2 separate regions of the Homo sapiens genome follow, and region 1 is linked to region 2. The links are chromatin loops, found by intact Hi-C in ENCODE. Cell type or tissue: endothelial cell of umbilical vein. All regions are shown on one strand. Each heading gives the region's core, and the rest is flanking DNA. Links, peaks and the distances in the headings are about the cores only. Region 1 has its middle 190 kb from the start of ETV1. Region 2 overlaps ETV1 (ETS variant transcription factor 1).

Evidence for each region. A loop is a pair of places that touch in the nucleus more often than their neighbours do. Peaks named below come from ENCODE experiments on the same cell type or tissue, not always from the same donor. Only the 100,000 strongest peaks of a DNase experiment are listed, where the experiment ranks them.
Region 1: a loop joins it to region 2, with 9 times the contacts of the local background. A loop is called at or near these places in 2 of 110 quality-filtered maps.

What each region holds. Positions count from the first base shown.
Region 1 is chr7:13,788,847-13,804,470 of GRCh38, forward strand. No RefSeq gene overlaps it. Among named protein-coding and RNA genes, the nearest start is that of ETV1, 190 kb to the right of the region's middle. In endothelial cell of umbilical vein, for the core only: no CTCF peak of the experiment used is centred there; a DNase peak (open chromatin) is centred at 12,415; H3K27ac peaks cover 729 bases.
Region 2 is chr7:13,914,586-13,930,209 of GRCh38, forward strand. All of the region lies in intron 9 of ETV1 (ETS variant transcription factor 1), which reads right to left. Among named protein-coding and RNA genes, the nearest start is that of ETV1, 67 kb to the right of the region's middle. In endothelial cell of umbilical vein, for the core only: no CTCF peak of the experiment used is centred there; a DNase peak (open chromatin) is centred at 5,716; H3K27ac peaks cover 2,289 bases.

The DNA of each region.
Region 1 (15,624 bases), core at 4,474-12,473, 120 kb before region 2:
TTGTAAAAATATAATATAAAACAGATTTGAATGGGAAACAGAATAACTGAAATGTGTTCTAACTATTACATAAATTTAATGCAATTTTAATCAAAATCCTTAGAGAAATTCCAGGGAAAGGAGTTTCTAAAAACTGATTTTACATTTGTTATAAGCAAGTATATTTGAAAAATTGCTTTACAATTTTGAAAAAAATGAGGTATAATTAACTCTACAATATGGTAACATTTATTATAAATCTTTATTCAAAGCTATATGGAATTAACCCAAGAATAAATAGCTAAATTAGTGAACGTACTAGAGATTATAGAAACGTATTTTAGAGAAATAGACTTATCTGGGAAGTTAATATATTATATATTTGGCATTTTAATGAGTACTAAAAAGAACTTTAATTTGTTGTATAGTTTTATGTAATTGCCATCCACCCAAAAATAAAATATATGAGTCACTTCTTCACAATATAAACAAACATAAATTCTAAATGAAATAAAGTTCTAAATGATAAAAACAGTTAATTGTAAAATTTTTAAAAAAGTTAGGAAAATATTTGCCTAACATTAAGATGAATATGAACTTTTGCCAGGCAGAAAAACAAAAACTGAAAGACATGAAAATTATACATTTGACTGTTTTAAAAAATCATGTAAAAACACAAGTATCAAAGTCAAAGGCAAGAAATGGACTAAAAGAAAATTGTTTTAACAATATGAAAATAAAAATATTAATATTTATGATAAGATGAGGACAAGACAAATCATCCAACAGAAAAACAGACACAGAATATAAGCAGGTCTTTCGAAAAACAGAAATGGCAAATAGACAATAAATGTAAAAGAATGCTTATCATAGCTAGTTGTCAAAGAAATGCAGTGATGTGCCATTTTGCACACATCAAATTTGCATAGGCGGAAAGAAAACACCTAATAGGCTACATATGGAAATAAGTACTCACATTCTGTGGGTAAGATTATATATTGCCATAGCTTTCTAAGTCTACTAAAATTAAAAAGACACATATTTTGAGCCAGCAAATCTTGTTTTGAGGATTCATCACACAGATACAAATGTACCAGGTTACAAGTAATTTGTAGCTGTATTTATAGTAATAATTAAGCATAATATATATTTATATAAAATAAATTAGATATAATTTAATCATCTTTATTTACATCTTATTTTTATTTACTGTGGTTTCCTTACCAGTTTAAAAAATAGGGACATAAACAGAACAATCATCAAATGGTGAATAGTTGTCATGATTTTAACTCTTTCTATAATCATTTAAAGTTTATCATTTTTCAAGATAGAAATTTAAAAACAACTACACTAAGCTAAATTTCAAGACAATTGTACAACACTATTACTTCATATTCAATTTATCCTAGAATTTATCTACAACTACTTTTCACTTGTGAGGTATCATTCTTTTCTTAAATTGTACAATTGCTAAATTATGTAAGGATTGTAACAAATTAGCAGACATTAGAAAAAAAAGCATAAATATTCCTTTTTCAACCTAAAATTCCATATATTCAAAGTGTAGCAGTAACTTCACCAAATTGCCTCTTTTTCCAAATATTTATGTGACTCTTCTTAACCAAACTTGAAAAAAAAAAATCATCTTCAATACTTCACTCTATTTGTATGCACTCTTTCTAGGCCCTACTACTTATCAGTTGAACAATGTTTTGTATTTATCTCTTCCATTTCATTCTAACAGTCGTTATTGTTGTCAAAATATTTATCATCTTACACCTAAATAAATGACATAATTTAAAACCCGTCTCCTTATAGCTATTCTCTGTCTTGGCATCCCCTCTGCCCAAGTTCTTTTTCAAACTACTACTCTGCTCTCCGTCCAAGTGCCTATCATCATTGCTTAATATGACAAATACCAACAACTCATTTTGCCCGGCTTTTAAGTTCTTCTGTATCATACATTCCTTCTCCCTTAATAGTCTCGGTCTTTGCAATAGTGGCCTTCCACATTCATCCAGAATAGCATCAAGATCAAAGCATGCACAATGACAAACTGTGGTTGCCCCAATCATGCTAGAAATTTAATAACCTCATAAAATAGTAGACTGTGACTTTTATCCAGAGCAGAAACCAGGTGCACTTTAAGAGAAGAGCGGAAAAAGACTCTTTTCTATTGTCCCAAGCAACTTAGCTCCATCTCAAACTTACAATCCCACTCCCACAAACAAGCCCTGACACCTACCAAATCTATCCTCTGAAGAACTAAGTTTAAGGATCATTCATAGCAACTCCAGTTCTTATTAAAATACTCTTCTAGGAACATAGAGTATTCATTCTCTCCGAAAGAAAGTCTAGAAAAAATCAGCTTTCTCCATCTTTTTGTATTTCAATGGTGTTTTTCCTCCTGAGTGTTGTTTCAACTCCACTTAGGCAAAGGTTCCCAGGATGACTGCCTGTTTGTCCTACTGCTTAAACTGTCCTTACACACAGTTCTTTATCACTACATACTTCTGCTCTCCCAGACATAGAAGGTTTCCCTCTTTCCTGCCTGCCTACAGAAATAAAATTTACTCAGAAGTACTGACTTGAATTTCGCTCTGGCTTAAAGCCTTTTCTAACTAAATCAGAATATATATTTTCCCTTTGGCAAATTATTGTTCTGTTACTGTCTTACCTATGCTAGTTTTGTCTCCTGGCAGGAATTTCAAGTTACCAGTGATCAGGCACCCCATGTTTTCTTTATTTCTTTTGTATCTCTCTAATCACATAGCACAAGCACAGTGACCAGTACGTACCTGTTTATCAATTGAATACTGAAAGCCCTAACAATTGATTTAACAGATCAATGTAAAAACATACTTATAACCAAGAGTAAGTTGAATTGCTAACTGATTATTTTTTGTTATTTTCAATCATCTCTTGCAATATCACAAAAAGTCCGCACCAAATAGTGTATAAATCAAGAATAATCTGTTCACCACTTACCCAATATATTTGACAGTATCACAGGGTTTTGGAATTTTTATTTTTTGGAATTTCCTCCCCCAAAGATTGTACCTGCAAACACCAAAAGCCAATCACTGTGTTTCAATTACAATAAAATGATACACCATGGGGAAATGCAGGAGTCCAAGAAATACTCAGAAAGAAGAGAAGCAAGACAAAGTTTCTGTGGACCAAAATGAAGGCTGTTGAGGCAGAAAAAAATTGATAAAAGTTTAGCTAAATGTGAAGATTGAACCAGGAAGACACACCAACAAAATTAGGCATGTTCCAAAATCTGTTACAAGTTGAAATATTTTTATAAGAAAGTATAGGAAAAGGAAGGGGGACTCCTCATACCAAAGTTGTCCTTTTTTATTGGAGGGCACAATACAGAGGTGACAGTCATTGGCTACAGATGACAACACACAGGCTAAAATGTTTCACGTGCAAGATAATCAGCAAAACTTTATGATTCAGAAAAAAGCCAGTGTCTTATTCCGTGTCAATAGGTTACGTATTCGTCAGTATAACAGTTTGAGGGACTCACAATAAGATTTTTTACTCAGGAACAGGATGTCAGCTACTAATCACAAGACCATCTCCATGTTGTTAATTTGGAAACCGGCCAAATGGGATCTGTAGGTTATCATGTCTATTAAGATGCTCTCTGGTAAGTGTTTTCTATGTTTTCCAGTGTGAATCGTAATCACAAAAGACACAATCCTGAATGCCATAATCCCAGATCTTGAAGTTCTAAAAAATTAAAATCCCTAAAGTCTAAAATTTCTAAAGTCTGAAATCCTGAAAATCACAATCACAGTATAGTGGCATCATATTAGGTGGAACTATTGCCTTATTATAGTCTGTATTAGGAAGTTAAGCATGGTTTGAGGAGATGGGTATGGGTGCTAAATTGAAAAGGGGTGGCTTTGTGGACTTAATTTTAGGTGTCAATTGGACTGGGTTAAAGGATACCTCAAAATCTGATAAAGCATTATTTTGGGTGTGTCTGTGAGAGTGTTTCCAGGTATTAGTGTGTGAGTCTGAGTGGAATGTGTGAGGAAGATCTGTCCTCAATGTTAGAGGGATGGTATCATCCAGTCCACCGGGTCCTGGAAAGAACAAACACAAAAGGTGAGTTTGACCCTCTCTGAGAGCCAGGACAGACTTTTTTTCTGCTGCCTTGGACATCAGAACTCCAAGCTCACGAGGCTTCGGCCTCCAAAACTTACACCAGTAGCTGCCCCGGATTCCAAGACTTTAGGCCTGAGCCACACTCCTGGCATCCCCAGAGTCTCCAGCTTGAAGATGGCTTGTCATGGGCTTAACATATTGTAGCTACCATAATTGTGTGAACCAATTCCCCTAATAAGTCTTATCCCATATATTTATGTGTGTATGTCCTATTGGTTTTGTCTCTCTGGGGAACCCTATCTAATACAGATTTGGTATTGGGGAAGATGAATATCATTCCTGATTGTATTTCTTACAACACAATGGAGAGATTTGTGAAAATTGTTCCCTTGCAAAAAGGCTATGATAAGTGTACAAGGCTATTTAACAGTGAAAGACAAAAGTTTAAAAGATAATTATTATTGGTGCTGGGAAGGCAGAAAATTGCTTACTTGTGACAGCCAAGCAATAACCAGACTTTCATAGGGTGTGTTAGTCTGGGTTCTCTAGAGGGACAAAACTATATATATAAAGGGGAGTTTATTAAGTATTAACTTACACGATCACAAGGTCCCACAGTAGGCTGTCTGCAGGCTGAGGAGCAAGGAGAGCCAGTCTGACTCCCAAAACTGAAGAACTTGGAGCCTGATGTTCAAAGGCAGGAAGCATTCAGCACAGGAGAAAGATGTAGGCTGGGAGGCTAGGCCAGTCTCTCCTTTTCACATTTCTCTGCCTGCTTTATATTCGCTGGCAGCTGATTAGATTGTGCCCACCAGATTAAAGGTGGATCTGCCTTCCCCAGCCCACTGACTCAAATGTGAATCTCTTTTGGCAATGCCCTCACAGACACACCCAGGATCAATATTTTGTATCCTTCAATCCAATCAAGTTGACACTCACTATTAACCATCACATAGGAACAGCATATACTTACAAAATTGGTAAGCCAGAACCACCCTCCAAATACAAGTGCAGCTAGTTTTTTGAAGATCACAGAAGTTAAAAGTGAGGAGAAATGTACAAGAAATCTTCCCCTGACAAATCAATCATATTCAGCTTCTGCCCCAACACGCATAGTGTCATGCTTGCCCTCAAAAATGCCCCTTTGGAGAAGAAAAACGATTTGACGAACTCAGCAATTTTCCGAACCAAAGACACTTGCTGATATTGAGCTTTCTCCAGTGTTATAAAACACATTAAATGGTGAAGTATTCTTGATTGGAGATTTGACTATCAAAGAAAATACACTTCTTATATTTACCACTAAGTCTAATGCAGAAAAACTAGCAAATGTTTCACTTTGGCTAATGGATGACACTTTCAAAATTGTCCCTACTGTTTTCATCAGCTATATACAATTCATACCCCTGTTGGTTTCAAAAATTCTAGAACTTATCTCCTTTATGTATTAATGACTGAAAAAAGTGAAGCACTATATAAACACTTATTTGAAGATTTGGTGAACTTTACAGAAGAAAATGGATTTCAACTGAATCCCCAAACTGTAACAACAGATTTGGAATTAAGTGCAATCAAGGCTTTTAAAAATGAATTTCAAAGTATTACCAATAAAGTTTGTTTTTTTCCTTTCAACGCAATCCATTTGGTGAAAACTGTAGATAAGTAGATTGGCCATGTAATACAGCAACAACAAAAACTTTAGCTTTAAAATGCATCATTTGCCTAAATTGGCATTCCTTCCAGCTGATGACATTCTGGGAGCTTTTAATGAATTAAAGCTTCATTTGCCTGAAGAAGCCAGTGCAGTTGCTGACTGGTTTGAAAATTACGTGCATGGTAGCATCAGAAGTCACACAGCACTGTTGCTGTTGGATCACTAGTATCGTTTCCACCAATTTTGTGGTCAGTATACTAGTGTGTTTGGAATTTACTTCCATATACCCAAAACAGCATAGAAGCATGGCACAGAAGGTGGGAAACTTTAATAGAGAATGCTTATGTCAGTGCATATAGAATCAGAGAAGAATTTCAAAAAGAACCGTGCCACATAGAAAATGAATGTGGGCTGGGCACAGTGGCTCAGGCCTGTAATCCCAGCACTTTGGGAGGCCGATGTGGGCGGATCACGAGGTCAAGAGACAGAGACCATCCTGGCCAACATGGCGAAAACCCTGTCGCTACTAAAAAAAAAAAAAAAAAAAAAAAAAAATTAGCTGGGTGTGGTGGCAGGCGCCTGTAATCCCAGCTACTCAGGAGGCTGAGGCAGGAGAATCACTTGAACCCAGGAGGTGGAGGTTGCAGTGAGCCGAGATGGTGCCATTGCACTCCAGCCTGGACAAGAGCGAAACTCCATCTCAAAAAAAAAAGAAAGAAAGAGAAAGAAAGAAAAAAGAGAAGGAAAGAAAGAGAGAGAGAAGAAAGAGAAGAAAAAAGAAAAGGCTTTCCTAAAGTCCAAGATGTAAAAATGCAAGCAGCAAGATGTGTATTAAACATGTTTTGTTCCTTTTCCACAATAGAACTCCCCTTTCCTTCCCCATCATCTGTTAATGAAAACTTGTTTGAAACTTTCTGTAGGTCATTTTTAGATATAAATTTTAGAATTAAATATTTACCATATTTTCCTGCCAAAATTGAAATCAGTTGTCTTATTTCTGATTTTGTATGAGACAAATACCTGTTAAAGCCATCACCCAATTACTGAGGATACTTTTATGATTTTAGTTAACTTAATGAGCTCTCCATCACATTTTATGTAAGAATTGTTTGAATTTGAAGCTAAGACAAATGGAGCTTTTATGTTGGTACTTATTATATTTTAAGTATAAATATACTTATAAAATTATAAAAATTATTTAAAATTAATATATTTTAAAAGTAAATTTTAATATATTTAAATTTTTGAAAATTATATTTTAAATGTAAAGTACTTTATTAAAATATTATTTTTCTTTAAGACCTCTATTCTACTTTTTCTTTCTAATGATATATATTTAATTTTGCAAAAGTATTTCCAAATGATGCCAGGGAGGTGGAAATTTATGCCAGTCCTAACTACCTTTCAGTAATTAGAATCCAAGAATTATTAAAACCTTTTTTTCTGAAATTAATCAGCAGCTCTACCATTGCCTGCTAATTGATCATAACGTGAAAAAGGGCAGAAGTAAAGATGAATTACCATGCAGGGGTATTCATAACATAAGGATAACTGCAATGAGGAACCTCTAAAAAACAGATCAGTCAGTTTGTTCTCTTCTCTTTTCAATGACCAACCATGAAATTTTCCTTCCAAAATCATGCAACAATTGCTTCTAAAAGTGACTTCAGTGAAATGAAGCATTGGCTGAGTTTAATGCATGTGCTTCACAATCTAAAACTAGCTTCACTTGATTGCTGAATTCTGTGGTTCTATGGAAACTTTGGTTCTCTTTTCAATGGCATAATGAAACTCATAACCAACCTTGGAGACATACTTAAGAGAAGATATTTCTCATATAATTTTTACAAACATTTTCTCATAAAAATTTTTCTCACCACCTGCCAGATTGTGACTCCTGATAACTATTCACTCAATCAATGCCCAATAATTCACTCTAGTGAATTAGGTTAAAAGGAACTTTACTAGGGGGACTATAAATGGTGGCACAGGAAATCTAATTTACTAAAATTTACTAAAAAGAAAAAAAATACATAACATCCCCTCGCAGTTGTTTATTTATTACTTCAGAAAACGTCTTTACTGAAAGCAATTTGCTCATATTAACTAAGGTCTAACTTTAGCATTCTCCCCTTTACATACAGAGAAACACATAGAAAATTAAATATAATTATATTTGAGGAATGTAATTTAAGTAGAACCCCAATTTTTTAATGCTAAATATAAAATCTCAGAAAATATTATAATCAGAAATACAGAGAGAATAATCTTGGATTGAAATTATTTAGTATTTTAATAAAATACTTAATAAAAGATATGCTTATAGGTACTTTGAAAGAGTAGCACTAACAAAAATGGAAAATTTAGGATTTAAAAAATTACAGAAATGATCTAGGCAAGCTAAATTTTCTGTAGAAATAAACATATTTCTGTTGACCTGTTGTCTCTATTTTCTGAATCATGGAACTTTAAAAATTTCCATATACTTCCAGACATGGAGAATATGTCACAGTTTGATCAATGAACCGGTTTGGATGATGGATTGACAATAAGAATGGGCAAAGGTCTTGAGTTTAGCTAATATCGAGGGATTGGACATGTATATTGATATAGCTATGCAAGAATTAGTCAGCCAAAATAAGATAAAATCATGATTTGGTATGTCCATGTTAAACTCATGGTAGACAGGATTCAAAGGTCAAAAAGACCAAAGAATAAACACATGACCTCTCATTTTACTTTCTTCCTGGAGTGGGAATCCCTGTGCCTACAAATACTCATCATGGCCAGAAATTGCTCAGAAACCTACAGTTAAACCCTGTCCCTCACTGGGGCAGGATAATGATACTTAGATTCGTTGAATATTATATATTGAACACCATGTGCATGGCACTCTGTGAGGTACTGTATATATAAGAAGGGCAAAACACACATAATTCCTTCCCTTATGAGCTTACAATATAGAGGCCAACACAAAAATCAAAGACACAAATATACATATAAAGGACTGAATAGTGTAATAAGGAAAAATGTAGAGTGCTGCCTTACGTTGAGGTCTCTAGAAACAGAGCCTGAAATCAGGATTCTTGTGTGAGTAAGTAATTGAGGAAGTGTTCTCAGGAAATCAGGATAAGCAGGGAAGAAAGCTAAGCAAGAATGTGGTCTCAGCTGGAAACTGACTTGAACTTCACCCCATGGGGAGCTCTGGAGAACATGAATTATACCACTGAATTATGCCACATTGAGGCCAGGATATGTCCTTTTTGTAATCCTGGTCATTTAGTCACTGGGTGAGGGCCACCAGATAGAGTGGGGTTGACAGGAGGAAGCAATTTTTTTGTAATGCTATCCGAGTTAAGATCTGAAGGTTTTATAGCATTTACCTTGGAAAAGAAAAGGAGTAAGAACATTCAAGGTAGCAAAGAGGTCTCTGGTCACCAAAGATCATGAGAAGATGATGCCAGCCAGTGCAGTACAGACAGCCCGAGAAGTGGTAGATTGTGCAGAATCATAGAGGCCAAGTCAAAAATTTTGGTTTTAATCCTAAGCGGATTGGGCAGCTTTCAAGCGTTAACAGTAGGGGAGGCACTTAAACATACATGAATTTTTAAAAGAGTATTAGAGAAAAAGAATCAGAGTGGGTTAAGAGTAGGTCTTGGAATATCATCTGCTGACAATTATAGGAATAGAAAAAGAAATAATGGTGGTTTTAACTAGAATAGTGATTGCACACATGAATATAAATGGATGCAAGAGATAATTACCATGTTAAACTGATGGAATATGGTAGTGAATGGAAATCATGGAAGGTATAAGGAGGTATAACCATACCATATCAGTCTATTATCTTGTATTATTTTCTTTAGCTATGCTCTGCTACCCAGGAACTGGCACAGATAAAGAGGTCAGTTGATTATTTGCCTGAATATAATGAAAAGGCAAGAGAGCTTATGTCACTGGAGGAGAGTTACTCAAAGCGTGGACCATAGAATTCAAACTGGACCAAAAAGAAATGAAGAAAAGATGAGGTTACTAGTAAGAAGAGATAGAGGCACCAACAGGCAGCCTGGAGCTACTGACTGAGGAGCACAGAGGTTCGCTCTAACTGCTGTGTAGAGCTAGTCCAATAATTCCAACTGTGAAATTGTCCAAATTAAATTTATTTGTAATAAGTTTAGGGAAGTATGCATAAAGGAATTATAGATGATTTTTACAAAGGAAGAAAAATTCTGGCTATAACTACCAAATCTAGCATGATTCAACAATGTAAAGCAATTGTACTCAAAGCAAACCCATCGCTAAGAAGATAGACGAGGAAGCAGTGTGTACTTGTCAGGTACCAGTTAGGCAAATATACGCACTGTGGTACTTACTAGGACAGGACAGTGAATTCTTCATCTCAACACTAAAACAGATGCAAAGAAATTCAAAAAACCAGTTGAGACCCACAAGAAGTCAAAAATCATCTTAGGATGTACTGAGATATGAATCCTGAGGTCACAGTTATTTTGCTGTTTGACTTGCTCGAAAATTGCTTCAGTTCTTCATTTTTGAATCTTTATGCACAACATTTGTGAGTTTTGTGTACATTTTGGAGTCCTCGAATTCCACTAATATCAAGCAAATGGAAACATGAGTGGAATCAGGAAGCAAAATCTGCAATGTGTTCTCCTGGAATGGGTTGGAAGTGCCTGACAAGCTGCTCCAATTGGCAATGTGGATCTTGGATCCATGAAAAACACAGCTGTGTAGACCAGGGTGGAGATCAAAGGTTGGAAAACCTATTTTTCTTTTAATGTTGTGAAAAACCCTATGGTCCAAGAACCACGTATATTTTTGACATAAAGACTGCATAGAGAGAAGTCAAAGGCCTTCAGTTCATAAGTCCCTCGGAAGGACCACATATTAGTGAAAAGATGGAAATGAAAGTGCTTAGATATTTTTAATCACATAAAATTTCAACATGAATTTTGGAAGTCTAAAAATACCTTCAACACAGGCAGAATGGATTTTAACATGCTCCACACTAAACTTTCAGTTCTGAAAATAAATAGCATGCTGTTTATAGCAACACTGGGTTGTTGTTCTGTATTTCTTAAAGGTGATTATAAACGTGTCAAGATTACATTTGGGGTTCCAGAAGTAGAGCTATTCCCATTATCAGAAATGTTTTTTGCTGAGCTTGGACTGCATCTGTATTAATTCTAGTTATGAAAAGGCAAAGTAGAAAAATATGGTAAGGCTATGATCAATCATACTAAAATAATATTTTTTTAAAGTGGCAGTGCTCCATTAACTCATCCTTTCCCTTTTTCTCTAACATGACATCACATTTTCTTTACCTCTTGCTGCTCCAAATAGTCCAATTTTTGTCTCAAAATATCTCTTCCTGAAGCCAAGAAAATCTACAAAACTGTCTCTGATGACTAGACACCTATTCTTCTATGTCCTCAACAGTGTCTACCCTCTCATAATCTCCTGAAATTGAATAAACCACCATTGCTTGATACTCTTTCAAATACGAACTGAAATTGTTAAGTTTTGCCTTCAAGTATGATACCAGATGTGCCAGGGTTGATACTGAAAGGAGGCGCCTTCAGCAATTGAATAAAACAGAACTTTCCACTCCCTGGTGATTCCACAGACTTCGGAAGGGGACAGCCAGCAGTTTATAGAGTTAACCTAAGTAGCTTTCTGTGTCATTTATTTTTATAGGTTCCTCAGTTTTTTACAATTTCTTGGCAGTGTTTTAGATTCCTACTGAATGCCAGTTCTTAAAAATATCTAGTAAGAACTAAAGCAGTGCAGGATGATCAATGAATTATTTTAAATACTTTCTAAAAGTATGCTATTTTTTTTCTGTAATCAACATAATATATTTAGGGAAGTCATTATGGCATATTGAGGACCTGTGTGACCCTAATGAGGTGGGCCTTTAATGCTTTAATTCATGACAGACATATGTTTTAATAATGTTAGCGTATACCATGCGTTTAAACTGATGAGTGTATTATGAAAGTGATTTGCTTTTAATTTGAATAAAGTACTACCAGGGCAATGTATAGTTAAAAGAGTTTCATCTATAGTTAATTATTTAGCTCGGGGATTTAAAGCTGTGCGGTAATGGGCTTCTCATGTTCTTAACAGAAGTTTAGTTCAACCTTTTAAATGCTATCACAGGTTGGCAGCCAGATCTGGTTGGCCTTCATTCTTTCAATTTGTTATAGGCTACCTGCTATCAGCTTCAATACCTAGGTTTGCCAGCTGCTCTCGTGTATTCTGGGTAGCCTCATGCAATGCAGCTCTTATGTACAATTACACAACCATTCCCAACCACTTAAATCTAACATCACCCCAGAACAACAAAGGCAAGTAGGTTCAAACCTATCCCATCCTATGAGTGTACTAATGTGTAAAATAATTTTTATAAAGGTTTTATGTCAAATGTATTCGATGAGTGTGAGAAAAATAAACTTCTACCCTGCCTAAAATCAGAATTGTCTCCCTCTCTCTTGCTATGTAAATATGAATATTCTGCTAAAAACTGGGGTAGCTGTTGCTTTCTGTTGCTCTGTGTTACTCATGTTTTCCAGGCCTGGGAACAGATGGTGCACCACCTGACTCAGAAGAGTCTAATGTAAGATTCATTGTGCTTCACAGGAAATCAAAGATCAAGCAACAATACAGAAGGTGACGCAGCACCTCCTCAACCAGTAACACAGTATGATACAGTCAAGCGGCAAAGGGAGAGGGGAGGGGAGAGAGAAACTTAAAAAAAAAAAAAGAAAAAAGAAAAAAACAAAGAAAGAGCAAAGTAAGTCCACCTGCTTGGAAAACAAAACCTTTAGCCCTTGAAGATTATTATTTGAAAATACAATCAACCTCCATCCCAAACCTTTGTCTAAGATAATAATAACTAACTTTCTCTCCAAAGGACTTTACTTGAATTTGTCAGCACTAAAAGATTTTTCTGATGTCCTTCAAGAAATGTTTTAAATTCAAATCACTTGTAATGCACAGAAGTGGAGGTTGATAGTGATAAGTGTATGAAATTTGTAATTTTAACAAAGCTGTGGAGAAGGGGCCTAGGACAGAATAACTTAGATTATATGGGGTAAGGAATCTTCACAGCTATTTTAAAGAGTAGCAAGTGCATTGTGTAAGCGTTTCAAACACCCTTCTTCACTTAACCTAGAACAAGAGTTGGCAAACTATGGCCTTATGGACCAAATGTGGCCAACTGCCTGTTTTTATAAATAAAGTTTTATTGGAACACAGTCATGTTCTTCAACTTGTGCATTGTATATGGCTGCTTTTGCACTACAGTAGCAGAGATGAGTCATTATAAGAGATCATATGGCCAAGAAAGTTGAAATGTTTATGATCTTCTACAGAGAAAGCATACTGAACTCTGGGCTAGAACATAAACCCCTCTAACAATTGACATATGGACATGAACTTTCATTCCATCTGAGAAGTCAGTAAGAACCCCTATAATAACAGTATCTAACATACTTGACTCACATTTTTTACCTTTTGGAAAGAAACAGTTTCTGGCTTTCTCACCCACTATCACCCACCATCACCAGTTCACAACAGTATTAGCAGAAAAGATATTAAAATGGTTTCTTAATGTTCAGATGCCATCTTCTGACTTCCTTATTAAAAAAATAAAACCCTACATATATAATGCCTGTGGGCAACTATATGCTAATTTGTAGCCTCCCTACCCTTCTGCTGCTAAATTTTTTCAAATCATTTGTTCCTGTCAGGCTGTCACAACAAAAAAAGTTTCAGGCCCTAGACAAATACCACGTGAGGATGTATTCCTAACCTTGTTATCTCTATAACTGGTTGTAACAGAGACTCACCCCCAGAGACAGAGTGGCATTAAAGTACAGTCAAGACATTTACAAATAAATTACTGCCTGAAAAAATCATAATAAGTGAAACAGCATTTCATCCACAAAGAGCACACTTGAAAATCCGTTATCAAAGTCGATTTGCTATTTCCACCCTACATTAGCCTAATGTGATGCACACAAGGCACAGCCGGTGGTGTTCCAGCACAGACTCTCCACAAAATAAGGATTTAAGGATTTCAAACTATCTGAGAAACTGCATTACTGGTCAAGATAATGGCATTTTTATAATAAATGAAAAATAGCAGCTGAAATGCACAAGGGCATGAGATTGGGCATGAACAATCTGGTTTAAACAGAATCCCACCATCTGCCACTACAGGCATCATTCTGAAGCAGGTCAGTGCTGCACCTATTTTAGGTTTTAAATCAGTATCAGCTACAGTGACAGCCATGAGACAGAGGGATAACTTTTCTAACTGTCCTTTTCCATTATTGCATTGACAATAAAAACACCACCTTCCTTGCCAAAAGCTAATTTTGCCCCAACCCAAAAGACACTTTACTCCCAAAAGAACACAATCACAGTAGTTGGAATAGATGACTAGTTGGAAACAATGAGGACACCTTCAGTCTACATTAAACCCTTTATACAGGTGTGGCCGGCAAGATGGACGAATAGAAAGAGCTCTTGTCTGCAGCTTCCGGAGAGATCAATGCAGAAGGCAGGTAATTTCTGCATTTCCAACTGAGGTATCTGTCTCATCTCATTGGGACTGGTTAGGCAGTGGATGCAGCCCATGGAGAGTGAGCAGAGGCAGGGTAGGGCGTTGCCTCACCTGGGAAGTACAAGAGGTTGGGGAACTCCCTCCCCTAGCCAAGGAAAGCCCTGAGGGACTGTGTCGTGAGGAACGGGGCATTCCAGGCCAGATACTACGCTTTTCCCATGGTCTTTGCAACCCACAGACGCCTACACCACCAGGGCCCTGGGTTTCAAGAACAAAACTGGGCGGCTGTTTGGGCAGACACAGACCTAGCTGCAGGTGTTTTTTTTATTTGTACCCCAGTGGCACCTGGAATGCCAGTGAGACAGAACCGTTCACTCCCCTGGAAAGGGGGCTGAGGCCAAGGAACCAAGTGGTCTAAGTCAGCAGATCCCACCCCCAGAGAGCCCAGCAAGCTAGGATCCATTGGCTTGAAATTCTCGTGCCGGCACAGCGATCTGAAGTCAACCTAGAATGCTTGAGACTGATGGCGGGAGGGGCGTCTGCCATTACTGAGGCTCGAGTAGGCCGTTGTCCCCTCAGAGTGTAAAAAAAAGCCTCCTGGAAGTTCGAGCTGGGTGGAGCCCACCACAGCTCAGCAAAGCTGCTGTAGCCAGACTGCCTCTCTAGATTTTTCCTCTCTGGGCAGGGCATCTCTAAAAGAAGGCAGCAGCCCCAGTCACGAGCTTATAGATAAAACTCCCATCTCCCTGGGACAGAGGACCTGGGGGAAGGGGCGGCTGTGGGTGCAGCTTCAGCAGACTCAAATATTCCTGCCTGCCCACTCTGAAGAGAACAGCAGAGATCCCAGCACAGCACTCCAGCTCTGCTAAGAGACAGACTGCCTCCTCAAGTGGGTCTCTGACCCCCGTGTCTCCTGACTGGGACACACCTCCAAGCAGGGGTCGACAGACACCTCATAGAGGAGAGCTCTGGCTGGCATGTGGTGAGTGCCCCTTTGGGAAGAAACTTCCAGAGGAATGAGCAGGCAGCAATCTTTGCTGTTCTGCAGGCTCCGCTGTTGATACCCAGGCAAACGGGGTCTGGAGTGGACCTCCAGCAAACTCCAGCAGACCTGCGGCAGAGGGTCCTGACTGTTAGAAGGAAAACTAACAAATGGAAAGGAATAGCATCAACATCAACAAAAAGGACATCCACACAAAAACCCCATCCGAAGGTCACCAACATCAATGACCAAAGGCAGATAAATCCACAAAGATGAGGAAAAACCAGTGCAAAAAGG
Region 2 (15,624 bases), core at 2,625-10,624:
TCTCTTCAAATTAAAATACGCAGACAAGAAACTAAAAAAAAAAAAAAAAAAAGTTACCTTCTTCTCTGTCTCTTGATTTGCATTTTCAAGCTATGCTGGGAAACATAATATTGATTTGGGAAGCTTTACCAAAGGTTTGACCACAAAGTGCAGTATTGAATTTGCACATTTAAAATTGCTAGGCACTCTCTGATTTGCATATTTGCTGCCTCTATAGCAGAATGGAGGCTCTCCTTTAGGGCAGAGTTTGCTTAAAATTTCAAGGATCTACATCAGGCCACGGCAAAGAGAAAAGATTTGCCACAGTTGCCTGAAATATCTGTACAGAGCTGGCTGAAATTGCTCTGCTATCAAATAGTGTGTAAATCTGGAATTATAACATATTATAACCTCTAAATAAGGGAGAAAAACAAGTCTTTTCCATTTGATGCTTTTGGTTAAATTCTTCTACCAATAACGACTGTATAACTTAATTAAGCATTTGAATCTCTTAGAGGAAATGAGAAATCTCAGTAAAATATAAATATGTTTGATGTTGTATTTTAATGTGGTTTTGCTTTCCTATAAGTATATAGTGCAAAGCTGGATTGATTATACACTTGACTAACTCCTTGTGGAGTTGATATGACAAAATCAAGTGCACATAAACTTGTCTATTGTATATTGATGATTTCTAAAACTTGGTGCATAAAATATCCAGAGCCAAAATGTGTATGTAAACACATATCTGAAATTATCATATACTCAGTAAAAAATGTGTGTATCAATGCATACCTAGGAGTTTCAACTAGTTTTTCAAAAACATTTGTCTATTATGTAAAAAATACTGAGTTGTATTAAGAATTAATATCACCAATCTCATTCAAGAAAGATGAGCATAGTGACAGATCTTGCCAACATTTTATCTCTTTTAAACTTAGTACTTCACTAGATTTTTTGTTTGCTTACTTCTTCTCATTTGCTGGTAAGCTCATAGTTTATGTTTAAAATCCAAAGGTTTACAAGGATGCATAGATTACCTGAGTTTTATGCAGATGTGTTTAAATGCAAAGCCATCACGTATATGCCATACTTTTAGCCTGCTTTTCCAATTGTCACATGTCAAATTGAGTGCACTCAATTGAGAAAACTTATTTCATAAAGTTTCCTAGAATGAATGATAATGGAAATAATTTTTTTTTTTTTACTTTTACCATATGACCACTCTATTGCAGAACAAGTCTAAAAGTAATTATCTTCCAAAATAAGGACATATATATCTGAATTCATGTGAGAATGATAGCAAAAAAGTCAAGTTTTATAAGACCTATTTGCTGTTCATTAGGAAGCTCAATGTGAATATAACATCTTAGTTACTAAACTTGATGTGAATGTAACATCTTAGTTACTGAACTGGATGTGAATGTAACATCTTAGTTACTGAACTGGATGCGAATGTAACATCTTAGTTACTGAACTTCACATGAATGTAACATCTTAGTTACTGAACCTCATGTGAAGAAGGCAGCAAAGCTGGAGAAATCCTGACAAGGGAGTGATGAATTTAGTATTACCTCACTCACACTTAGATGGGATCTTTCTCTTTAGGGTTTTAAGTAAACTGTGAATATAAATAATGTAAAATCTGCAGAGATACTTACTTCACAATAGCTCGGATGTACTGAATCTACTATTGATTGAGTATGGGGGAGAAATATGTTAATTTTTAGATGGTTTTAATATGCTTGTAATAGCATTTGCAAAATCTTAAAAAAAAGAGAGAAAAGTAGAGGTCAGACGTGGTGGCTCACGTCTGTAATCCTAGCACTTTGGGAGGCCAAGGTGGGCGGATCGCCTGAGGTCAGGGGTTCGAGACCACCCTAGCCAACATGGTGAAAACCTGTCTCTACTAAAAATACAAAATTTAGCTGGGCATGGTGGCGCGTGCCTGTCATCCCAGCTACTCGGGAGGCTGAGGCAGGAGAATCGCTTGAACCCAGGAGCCGGAGGTTTCAGTAAGCCGAGATCGCGCCACTGCACTCCAGCTGTGACAGAGTGAGACTCCATCTCAAAAAAAGAGTAGGCTGTGCACAGTAGCTCATGCATGTAATCTTGGCACTTTGGGAGGCCGAGGTGGGAGGATTGATTGAGCCCAGGAGTTCAAGACCAGCCTGGGCAATATGGTGAAACCCCATCTCTACCAAAAATACTTGAAAAGTTAGCTGGATGTGGTGGCACACACCTGTAGTGCCAGCTACTCAAGAGGCTAAGATGGGAGGATGGTTTGAGCGCAGGAGGCAGAGGTTGCAGTGAGCCCAGATCATACTACTGCACTCCAACCTAGGCAACAGAGCCAGACCTTGTCCAAAAAAAAAAAAAAGTAAAAGTAAAGTAAAGAAAGAAAAAGTAAAAGTAGAATAAGTAAATAATGCAGTTATCGCAGTTATCTGAATTTACGTGCTTTTGAAAGTTTAAGGCTACATGGCGAAAAATAACAGTATAGAATTTTATCTACACAATTATAAACTTCTCTTGTAAGCACCTGGGGTTTTCTTTTGGACAATACCCCACACAAATAATGACCAGATCCAAACAACATTAGATTATATGATCTACTAGGCTCGCACTATTACAAGTTTTACAAGCCTGTGATAGTCTTACTAAGCTGAAATTTTAAAATAAAGTTGAAGTGATAGAAAACATAGACACAACTGTAACTTTGAGTATTTATTTATTTATTTATTTATTTATTTATTTATTTATTTATTTTGAGACGGAGTTTCGCTCTTGTTGCCCAGGCTGGAGTGTAACGGTGCGATCTCAGCTCACTGCAACCTCTGCCTCCCGGGTTCAAGTGATTCTCCCGCCTCAGCCTCCCTAGTAGCTGGGATTACAGGCATGCACCACCATGCCCTGCTAATTTTGTACTTTTAGTAGAGACAGGGTTTCACTATCTTAAGTCAGGCTGGTTTTGAACTCCTGACCTCAGGTGATCTGCCGTCTTGGCCTCCCAAAGTACTGGGGTTACAGGGGTGAGCCACCGCGCCTGACCAACTTTGAGTATTTATTTCATACTACCATACTCTGACAATTAACAGAGGTTTAAAAGAAAATATGAGGCCGGGCGCGGTGGCTCACGCCTGTAATCCCAGAACTTTGGGAGGCCAAGGTGGGTGGATCATGAGGTCAGGAGATCGAGACCATCCTGGCTAACACGGTGAAACCCCGTCTCTACTGAAAACACAAAAAATTAGCCGGGCGTGGTGGCGGGCACCAGTAGTCCCAGCTACTCGGGAGGCTGAGGCAGGAAAATGGCGTGAACCCGGGAGGCGGAGCTTGCAGTGAGCCGAGATCATGCCACTGCACTCCAGCCTGGGAGGCTGAGTGAGACTCTGTCTCAGAAAAAAAAGAAAAAGAAAAAGAAAGTATGATACAGGATGCCATTAGCTGCCAAAATGGGCCACACAAAATTCTGAAGAGATAGTGGTTTTAATGTGGAATTTCAATTTTAAATTTCTCTCTTGCTGGAAACTACATGATTTGAAAAAAAACATACCATGAACAGCTTTGTCCTCTTGTTTTCATCTCTCCTTGGATCACCACAATATTCAGATAACTTTTTCTATTTGCTTTGCATATGAATAATACTAGTAAGAAGTTCATTTGGGTATATACCCAGTAATGGGATGGCTGGGTCAAATGGTATTTCTAGTTCTAGATCCCTGAGGAATTGCCACACTGACTTCCACAATGGTTGAACTAGTTTACAGTCCCACCAACAGTGTAAAAGTGTTCCTATTTCTCCACATCCTCTCCAGCACCTGTTGTTTCCTATAAATCATGCTGCTATAAAGACACATGCACAAGTATGTTTATTGCGGCATTATTCACAATAGCAAAGACTTGGAACCAACCCAAATGTCCAACAATGATAGACTGGATTAAGAAAATGTGGCACATATACATCATGGAATACTATGCAGCCATAAAAAATGATGAGTTCATGTCCTTTGTAGGGACATGGATGAAATTGGAAATCATCATTCTCAGTAAACAAGAACAAAAAACCAAACACCGCATATTCTCACTCATAGGTGGGAACTGAACAATGAGATCACATGGACGCAGGAAGAGGAATATCACACTCTGGGGACTGTGGTGGGGTGGGGGGACGGGGGAGGGATAGCATTGGGAGATATACCTAATGCTAGATGACGAGTTAGTGGGTGCAGCGCACCAGCATGGCACATGTATACATATGTAACTAACCTGCACAATGTGCACATGTACCCTAAAACTTAAAGTATAATAAAAAAAAAAAAAAAGAAGTTCAGCAAGACTGTTTCTCTTGCTGGACTAGCACAATATGATTGTTTTAAGAGTATTGTCTCTCTTATTTTATCTTATCCTCTAGCCCCAAATACTGTACTTTAAATTATTAGAAATAATAATGGCATCTTAATAAAGGACTAGCAGTCTTTGAAGAAGTATCTAGTCAAAATAAAATCATGTCAATGGGAATCCTTTATTATTGCCTGCACCCCTATTATGTGCTAGAAACGGTATCAGTGACTTTATAAACATAACCATATTTACCCGTTACAAAAACACTAAAAGATGAGAGTTATTTGCCCTTTTATAAATGAAGAAACTGGAGGCATAAGGGGTTACAAAACATGCTCAATATGACACAAATCGTAAATGGATGTCAGGCCCAGGATTTACTATAATATTTCCAGTGTCATGTTAAGTGAGTGGTTTTATTTTTTAATACTAAGAAAAACAGATGGAGCAGTGAAATGTACAGACCCACATACTAAAAAAAAAAATTACCAGAACAGAGAGTTGAAAAATACTTTTAAAGAGAATAGTTAAATGAATCACAATAACACATGCTTGTTGTTCTTTTGGTTTTTTTTTTTTGATACTTTTCATATTTATCTTTGAATTACTCTCCTGTAAAATTTTCCAGATTGTTAGAAACAACTAAATAGAAACCATACACACACACACACACACACACACACACACACACACAAAATAAGAACAATAACCATCTATTTAATCTGATAAAAATTCCTTGAAAATTTTTTCAAGTTGTTCATATCCTAGTTGAAAATGTTTTATGAAATAAAATGTCTCTTTTCCTCAAACCTATTAGTTAACTCATTTAAGTATAGAAATCATTTAAGTGTAAAAATTCTAAAACTATATTCGAAACCTAAAAACAGATACTTAGTTATGTAAACACTTTAAAAAATGTTATATGTTCCCTTCTTTTGTTCATATTCATGAAACAGACAAAAACACACAAAGACACACACACAGAGAGAGAGAGAGAGAGAGAAGAGAGATCCAAACATGTATCTTTAAACTGTCTCATTTAATTTCAAATCTCAGTTCCACTTATAAAAACAGTTGTATGTTCACTTTACCCACTTGAAATAAGCAGTTCTGGGCCTAAATATCCTGGTTGTTTTATTAAAAAAGAAACTAAAAGTCCCACCCTATAAAAGCACACTCCACCCCCTTCTAATTGCCTTTTTCCAAGCTAGTACAACTCACAAGCAGATTATCCATCCCTTCCCCCTTTCCTGCCTGTAAAATCCAAGTTAGACAAACACTGTGGGGCTGAAATGACATATTTGAATGGAATTCAGACCCACCAGTTCCTGTTTATGTTTCTGATTTGAGAATGTTGTCTTCTCATTCACTATACATTAGGAACACTGCAAGGCCATAAATAGTGTCAGGTTACTTGCAAGCAGGACCAATGAGCATTAATCATTACTTCCAGTCAACTGGCATAAGCAGCAGCTGATGGAACACTACACCCTTCAGCTCTGTATAAATGGACATTCCAGAGAGAGTGAGTGAGTGTGTGTGTGTGTGTGTGTGTGTGTGTTTCCTTTCAGTCTCCATTTTATGAATGAAACTCCAGGCTCTATAGCGTCCATTCATGTAAGAGAAATGCTTACAGGGCTCTGCCCCTAGGGATCAATCAGTCATGGGTAAAACTGGTATGATTGGTTTAAGACAGCCTTCAGCCTTCCATTACTGCCTTAAAATGCAGTCCCTGTCCATTTGGCCTGTGTTAATGCATAAAGAGTAAATCCAGACTGTAGTCTCAACTCTCAAATCAAATCACTAGAGCCAATGCCACTTACTGTAACTGTAGATTTAGAGCATATTTAAGTATTTCTTAGAAAAACTGATATAGTGGGCCAGAGTACTGATTTGGGAGATTTGCAATTTTAACTCCAAAAGAAATGAGGAAAACTCATATGAGACATGCTAAGCAATAAAAGGCAAAGTCAAATTGTGAGGCCAATCTATGACCTCTATTGCAATAACAAAATCAATTAGGAAGACATCACTGTCACTTTTCACAATTGAAGCACCTAAAAATCAGAGATTAAGTGATCTACTAGTCCACAAATCACTGGATGTGTAAAAGAAAATTATCTTTGGATATTGAGAAAGAGATAAGATGTTAACATTTTCTGAAAGTTCAATAGCTCATTCTTTAAAGTTCCCAAGTGATCCTACACTTGAATTTCTTTAAGCAATAGTTTTAGAGTTAGGAGGGAAAAAATGAGCTGCCATGTTTCAGGAGAAAATGTAGCCATAAGCAAGTGATGTTTTGTAATGGAATAAGGCCACGGTTTAGCCTTTGGAAGTGTTACATATCAAGCACAAAAGGCCAAAGTTCATGGAATCATAATCATTGCTGCCCTGGAAATTACTAAAGATGGCAATATTTAAAAATATCCAGAGTTTTTATGGAGAGGAAGCAATATATAAGCAATTATGGAAATATTTTTTGAAGAGTCAATCCTATCCTGAATAGTATTGAATATGGAATGGGTTTTATCAGCCATTTGTACTTTGTTCCTTGACTCCGAAGGGGAAAAAAACACTTTTTTCTTTCAGTGACCTGAAGCCATGTGAGAAAAAAGTTGCAGTAAACAGTCCCTGTGTATATCTCTAAACCACTGATCAACAGATCCTTGCCATGCCTACAGAAAAGGAAGAGGATAAACAGAAAAACTGCCCAGTCTTTGGTTTTAAACCTGGGAAGGATTATTTATTATGGCATTATGACAAATATTCAACCTCCAATTTCTAATATCTGATTAATACAGTCATACAGAATAAATAAATTTATGGCAGTATGTTAGAGCTCAAAACTAAAATACTTAACATAGGCAGGTGGGAGATGAACCCACCATTCAGAAAAAATATGGGACAGAGGAAAATCACCAAAGAGTGAACGTATACCGAATTATTAATTTATTGCTAACTTTTTTTCCAGGGCTTTAAAAATATTCAATATTTTCTAAGGAATTACTTTTTAAGGTGGTTCAAAAATATGTAAATAAAAATGACAAACTGAAAATGAATATCTTCAAATGTAATATTTCATATTTAAAATAATTGTAATATGTTGTCTAACTTCCATTATTCAATATATTTAAAGTCTGATCAATGTAATACATGAATTATAAATTTATAATTATTAGGGGCTGGATATAAAATTCATAATAGATTGATTTGAGAAGTATATGCATTATCTATATTGAAATAATTTGTTTAGGTGTTCAGAGTTTTAGATATTGTGGTTTTTATAATTCTAGGCCTTCTATAACTATATAAGAGGGAGGCGGGCCTTGAGATAGACTGTTGTGGTTGCTGAGAAGAGAAGAAGGCATACATTCGTAACAACTTGGTGACACTTCCATACTTTCAAAGGGAATATGAATAGAAAAATACTATTCTACTTCCTTTCCTCCTTAGCTGCCTAATTAGAATCCCAGCAATAATACAATTTTTAAAAAATAACTAAGATAAAATAATGTCTTCAATGTGAAAACACTGAATAGTAAGTGACATTGGAATGTTCAGACAGTGGTGGCATGCACCTGTAATCCCAACTACAGTGAGGCTGAGGAGGGAGAATTGCTTGAGGCCAAGAGTTAGCAACTTACCTGGGCAAGACAGCGAGACCCTATCTCTTTAAAACACATCAGCCAAAACAAAACAAGACACACACACATAGAATGTTCAAGAGGGAGAAATTATTGATCATGGGCTTTCCATTTTGGAAATAATGAAGCCTGCTAGTTTATGGTAAGCCTTGAATATTCAAAATAAATATCAGTTACCTTTATTTCTACTCCCTGTGTTCCATCTGACTTTAATTAGTGTCTTTCAACAGCTTTCCTTTTTGTAATCACTGCATACTTTCTGTTTCCTGGATAATATTTTTGGTTGCTTATGTGTGCCCCAATTGTTCAGAAAGGATGAAAGAAAAGTGTATTGGAAAATATGTATGAGGTTAGTTTCCCTAGAACACGTATCTCATCTTGTAAGTAAATAGCAATAAATTGTTTTTTAAGGTAAAATATCCTGATGACACAATTTCTGAGATATTGCTAGATGAGTAGTAGTAATAAATGCAATAGTAATAGTTTAGAAATAAATGACTGGGATATTTTAGCCCTCTGAATGTTGTTATTTTTTTCTTAAGTTTTGTGCAAGTTTAGTCAGTTGATTGAGGCTCTGACATGTCATCTCCAAACCTATAAAACACTACACATTTATATTTTTATATGGATGCAGAAAATAACCATGTTGTTCTTGCTCCATTACCCAATTATTTAATCCTACAAGTTTCACTTTCAAACCATATTATAAACTCTGCAAGGGGAAGCCCAAGCAATGCTTACTACTACAGGCAGCATTAGGAATTACTTCACTACTTTTCCTACTATTTGATTAGGATGAGTATCCACCAACACAGCAAAACATAGAATAACATTTACAATATAAAAACATTCCTCTCTTGCCATTTCAGAAACCCAAGAGTATTTAAATTTCTTGATTAAAGTGCCAGCTTGGGCCTATGTGAATAGCAGATAGATTTGTCAGCTCTGACAGATGAAAGTTAAACATATTCCAGTTTTAACGTATTTAACATAAGGTAAATATTTTTTCAGTATTTATTTCATCATTTTTCTGCCTACACATAATTTTTCGATGTGCTAAGGACAGATAACCGTTCTCTAAATTTACAGGCTTTTCTACTGGCTTTTATCAAAGCCCTAATAGGGTAATAAGGAAGTATATGAGGAGCCTGGGAGGGGTTGTTGGGGTGAATAATGGATGGATTTTAAATGAAGAATGGGCCAGCCACAGTGGCTCACACCTGTTATCCCAGCATTCTGGGAGGCTGAGGCGGGCGGATCACCTAAGGTCGGAAGTTTGAGACCAGCATGACCAACACGGAGAAACTCCGTCTCTACTAAAAATACAAAATTAGCCGGGCATGGTGGTGGCGCACGCCTGTGATCCCAGCTACTCAGGAGGCTGAGGCAGGAGAATCATTTGAATCAGGGAGGCGGAGGTTGTGGTGAGCTGAGATCGTGCCATTGTACTCCAGCCGGGGCAACAAGAGTGAAACTCTGTCTCAAAAAAAAAATTAAAAAAATAAAATAAAATAAAATGAAGAATGGAAAAAGCACCCTATTCCTCAACAACAGCTTTCTTTACATCGATTTGAGATCCTGTAGTCCCTCATAAGCTTACTTGTGAAAAATGGATTCAGCTGACAATGGTCTGAAAAGCACAGCTGAAGGTGAAGTGTAAGCCACTGAGCCATCAAGGGCATTAAGAAAGAAAGAGCGAGGTCCAATGAGAAGACTCAAACTCTATGTTCATGCAATCAAGGACTTAGAGCTTGGAAGGGCCATTAATTAGCCACTTTTTCTTCTCATTATTTTTCAGTCTTTTTCAAAAGAGCTATTATAAAAGATCACTTCTTTGATAATCTCAGTTCTTAAGAATGCTCGTGGTATATTTTTTAAAAGAAAGCAGAATGCATCTTCATAATTTATATCGTTGAATTGCTCTATTTTGCTACCTCACTGCGGTGAACACCTAACATTTAGAGTAAAATGTGGGCACTATTTAATGTGAAATGTGCTCCTCCCAAATTAGTGAAAGCACACCTCGTATCTTCAAGCAGATGCCCTGGATCATGAAGATCCTTCGAAAACCATACAAAAACACTCAGTATTTCCCTTTAATCTGAACAATTATGTAGAAAGACAAATCATGAACTCTTCACTAAACTAAGAATTAGAAAATCCTAATTTTAGTTTTGGCTGCTTCACAATATATCTGTAACTGATGGTAAATTACTTCATTTGGATGAACCTCAGATATTTATCTGTAAAATTTGGGTGTGGAGAAGTTTGAAGTAGGTGAACTTCAAGAGCTTTCATGATAACAGGATTTAGAATTCTATGAAACATTTATTTGTGTCAACTTCCCAGTTTAAAATAGCACGAACAACATTTGCTGTCAAAGAGTTACGTGCCTCCAAATTGAAAAAAGGCCTCATGAGTAGCAGCAGGAGTGGCCTTAAGAAACACAATTTAAAAATGCAAAAACCGTTTCTTCGGCAAACATATGATGTTGAGTTCTCACCTCTACCCTCTGCTTTTATTTCCTGCTCTCTCTAAGCTCAAAGTATGCAGCATTGTCCTTTATTTTCTTATTTTAGCTATCTTCCTCTTGCCTTTGAAAGTTCTTCTTTCCCTCTCTTCATTCCCTACTCTGATTAAGTTGCTCCACCACATGGCCGAGAAGCATTGTTTAAACCTATTAGGATAACAGAATAGGTCTTCAGGGCTAAAAACACCTTATTAATGTACATTACTCCTCCAACCAACTACTGAGTTAAGATTTTTAATACACTGCAATGTGCAAAGGAATAAAACCCTAATGGTAGCATTGCAAGCACTGTGCAAGGTGAACATGAATCCCACTAAGTAAGGCATCATTTTCCCTCCCTCCTCTAAGGCAGTACTAGACACAAACCAATAGAAAGTCATTTACGCTTACAACGTGTGAGACTATAACATCATTTACTTGTTTTCACTTATAGGACTGACGTGATGAGTTTGGACACTTCTCTTCTTCAACTATACATTAATTGATTTTTTTTTTTTTTTTGAGACAGAGTCTCGCTCTGCTGCCCAGGCTGGAGTGCGGTGGCGCGATCTCAGCTCACTGCAAGCTACACCTCCCTGGTTCACACCATTCTCCTGCCTCAGCCTCCAGAGTAGCTGGGACTACAGGGACCCGCCACTGCGCCCGGCTAATTTTTTGTATTTTTTTTAGTAGAGACGGGGTTTCACCGTGGTCTTGATCTCCTGACCTCGTGATCCGCCCACCTCGCCCTCCCAAAGTGCTGGGATTACAGGCATGAGCCACCGCGCCTGGCCCGACTGATTTTTTTTTTTAAATACTCATTCTGTTTGATTAGGAAAGCAGCACATAAGCATTGTTAAAATATAAAATATTAATACTTCACAGATACAAAATATCACCTATAATATCACCACCTATATATAGCCAAGGTATTTCTGTACTGGCTCTTAATTTGCATGAGTTATGCCTTGCATACTTTTAAAAACTCAGTAGTCTCATTTCATTAAATATTTTTCAAAAATCTGACTTCTAATGGCTGCATAATATTTCTTTTACAAGTACCCATAACTTACTTTACCGTTCACCTATTATATATTTTTAATATTTTGCTTTCTGTCTCTCTCAAACATTCACTATGCATCTTTCACTATTTCTTAGAATAAATTCCTGAGAGTGAAATTACCATGTGAACATTGTGTGCTGATATTCTCTAAAGTCAAAGTTTAGTTTCATGTGCTCACTACTCCCTAAAAAAATCTACTGTAAGATATCAAAAAGTAAAATAAAATGAAACAAAAAAAGCAAAATATCAACCAACCACCTAACACTTTCAGCTCTAATAAAATATATTGCTATAAACATCTAAAATATTTGCGTCACTGGACATTCTGAATTTGCAAAACCTCATATGTGGTCATGAAAATGAGAAAACAGTCTTGACTCTAAGAAAATAGGATACTTTCTACGGGAATCTCCATGACGCACTCCAGATGAAGCACTCAATGTGTATTTAACACTTCTTATGTGGGCATTTGACCATAAGGGCATGAAAAAAAATATCATGTTGGATTTAGACAAAAACAACCAACCAACAACAACAAAAAATGTGTACTGCTTTATGCAGCATAATAGGCTAGAGAAGAGAAGGAAAGGGACAATAATAGATGGATTGGATTGGATCTTTTAGAACCTAGTATCATGATACAATCATGATCATACTGTACTGGTTCATTAAGCTAGCCCTAAATATCTATTTCTTGTTTCCTCACTGTCTTCTGATTGAAGTCTTTTTCTTTTCTCCTGAATAAAAATTTATACTCTACTAACATACTATTTTGCATTTTTTATCTTAAATATTAGGCAGTTGAAATTGCATTCCTGTAATTATAATTATAACTAATAGACCTTCCATTTCCCATGTCATAATTAATGTCAGGCTTTATTAGAGCACAATCATAAGCTACCTTTTCCCTTACGAGGCTTCTTTTATTTTCACAACATTTATGGTGTATAGAATTAAGCAATAAAGAGTTCTAAAGGTCTTCCGTAAGAATAGCCTTTGGATCATAGATGCTGAGTTAACTGACTTAGAAAATGCTTTTTACGGCAGGGTGCAGTGGCTCATGCCTGTAATCCCAGCACTTTGGGAGGCTGAGGCTGGCGGATCACTTGAGGTCAGGCGTTTGAGACCAGCCTAGCCAACATGATGAACCCCTGTCTCTAATTAAAAATATAGAAAAATCAGCTGGACATGGTGGCACACGCCTGTAGTCCCAACTACTCGGGAGGCTGAGGCAGGAGAACTGCTTGAACCTGGGAGCTGGAGGTTGCAGTGAGCCGAAATCACACCACTGCACTCCAGCCTGGGCGACAGGATGAAACTACATCTCAAAATACAAATACAAATAAACAAAATGCTTTTTACATTGTTTTTAAACCACATATAAATCTATGTGCTTCCTAATGTGCTATTTGTTCAACACCAATAGGTGAAAAAAGAAATCACTGATTCAGTGATAAATGCATTAGATTTCCTCAAAGGTTATTAAGTGTACTTTCAGCAAGGATGAAAAAATTAATGACAACCAAACAAAATATCTACGAATCATATTTGTTGATTGCCATGTATGACATATACATATGTGTCAACTTAACTGCAGCAATTTCATGGCAAGTAAAATACATTTTGACACCCACAGATTAAGTTTTCATAGGCCCTGGTTATGGGGTTACTATATTTATTTTAAATCCTGTCAGAAAGATACAATTTTACCATTTAACTATTCAAGCAAAACACAACTGTATCCTATTGGCAATATTGAAATTAGAACTCAAAGGTGGTATACAACTTTGGTAATTTTAAATATAATTTAAAAGGGAGAATGCAATATAAAATTAACAGCTTTTTAGGTAAGAATTTTACAAGTAATCTGCAAGACATGGCATACTTAACTTACAAAAGAGATGCCATACATACCTTCGACAAACGATGCTGGACTATGTTTTGAAGATTATATATGACTCAATCTGTGCTTTTGAGGGTCAAATAGTGACTGGCTCTGAAGTCCATATTATGTATGAATGTAATTCTTACAGCACAAGATGCTGTATTTCGCCCTTATTAGAATTTTAAAATCTCTTTTCCATTAGGTTCACATCTTCTTAAGAAAAGTTATACATTCTCAATACCACACTACATATAACTGTATATACAATATAAATATGAGGAGAAGATATACATGGAGCAATCACAGAATCAAGAAAACAGTTTCAGGCTGGGCGTGGTGGCTCACGCTTGTAATCCCAGCACTTTGGCAGGCCGAGGCAGGCAGATCACGAGGTCAAGAGATTGAGACCAGCCTGACCAACATGGAGAAATCCTGTCTCTACTAAAAATACAAAATTAGCCGGGCATGGTGGCGCATGCCTGTAATCCCAGCTACTCCGGAGGCTGAGGGAGGAGAATCGCTTGAACCTGGCAGACGGAGGTTGCGGTGAGCCGAGATCGTGCCACTGCACTCCAGCCTGGCAACAGAGCGAGACTCCATCTCAAAAAAAAAGAGAAGAGTTTCAGTGTGGCTCTTTTTGGTATTATACATATAAAAACATTTCTAGGCAGGGCATGGTGGCTCACACCAGTAATCCCAGCACTTTGGGAGGCCAAGGTGGCCCGATCACCAGAGGTCAGGAGTTTGAGACCAGCCTGGCCACCATGGTGAAACCCCGTCTCTACTAAAACTACAAAAATCAGCCGGGTGTGGTGGTGGGTGCCTGTAATCCCAGTTACTCGGGAGGCTGAGGCAGGAGAATTGCTTGGACCCGGGGGTCGGAGGTTGCAGTGAGCTGAGAATACACCACTGCACTCAAGCCTGGGCGACAGAGCGAGACTCCGTCTCAAAAAAAATTCATTTCTAGAGCACAAAAAGAAATATTTTAAGTGCTATGCTATACATGTTCTTTGGAATGATTATTTGAGATAATTTATATGATTTCCACATAAAGTTTCTTGAAATCATAATGAATTTTAAAAACTACAACAAATTAAAATGTGGTTTGGGGAATAAGGATAATATCAATTAACAGGATTTGAAATTTACAGAGATAAATGTGTACTATTTATAATAGAGCCCACTGTATTGCAGGGTTCTTAATTAGAGACACCAGTGGACGATACAAAAGGTTCTAAACTGAAACCACAATGGGAATTTCAAGATACTCCCCAAATTACAGTCCCTGGGGCAAAAATTCAAATAAAGACTCTTATACAATCTGTTAAAATTTCTTAAATTATAAATCGGCCAAGCAAACTGATAAATAAGGTGTCTTCTCATCTTTGCAACTGTATACCATAACAACCTCTCAGCCATGTCAAGTTTAGTAGCTGAGGAAATCTCTAAAATGAGCCTGGAAGAGTATGTGGTATGGAGAGAGCTAGTACCCAGTCTTCAGATCCTGACACACCCCACTTTTTGTCTCTCTTCCTATCCTTGAGCTCAATATTGGGCCACACTGTGAGAGTTTCACACATCAAGATCCATCCTCATGCCTTCACGAACAACTGCCCTTTAGCCACCCTTGAACCTAGCACTATATATAGGAGCAATGTGCTCTGGTTTCAGAAAACAGGGCCTGGGATGCACTTACTCAGGCCCTGGAAGTAGACTCAAGGCCACTTGGGCAGAGAATTCATAGGTTTTGGGGAGCTTGCATGCTTTCTAGAAGTTGAGGCATGCCTCAACGGGGCCAATTCCCTTCGTCCTTTGAACCTATTGGCCAGTGTAGAAGGATGACCAGAGGGAGACTTCTAAGTCACAGGGCTCTCTTTTGCAGAGCCTTAAGGGCAGTTCATTATCAACCAGGTAATCTTATACGCAAACTGGTAACTCAAGACCTGGAGGTAGTTTTCTTTACTCAAGTAGACTGATGATAGAAAAACTCAGCAGAGGACGCAATACTCCCTTCATAAAGAATGCCCAAACTTTATATCCAGACAAAAGGAAATGAAACTGTTCTCAAATATTTCCACATCCACAACCATCTATTGACCACAGATACAATAATGTTAACAATATTTTACAGGTACATGGTAACCTTATAAACATTAGCTTTTATTTCATAGATTATCTTTCAAAATACCTGAGATGTGTT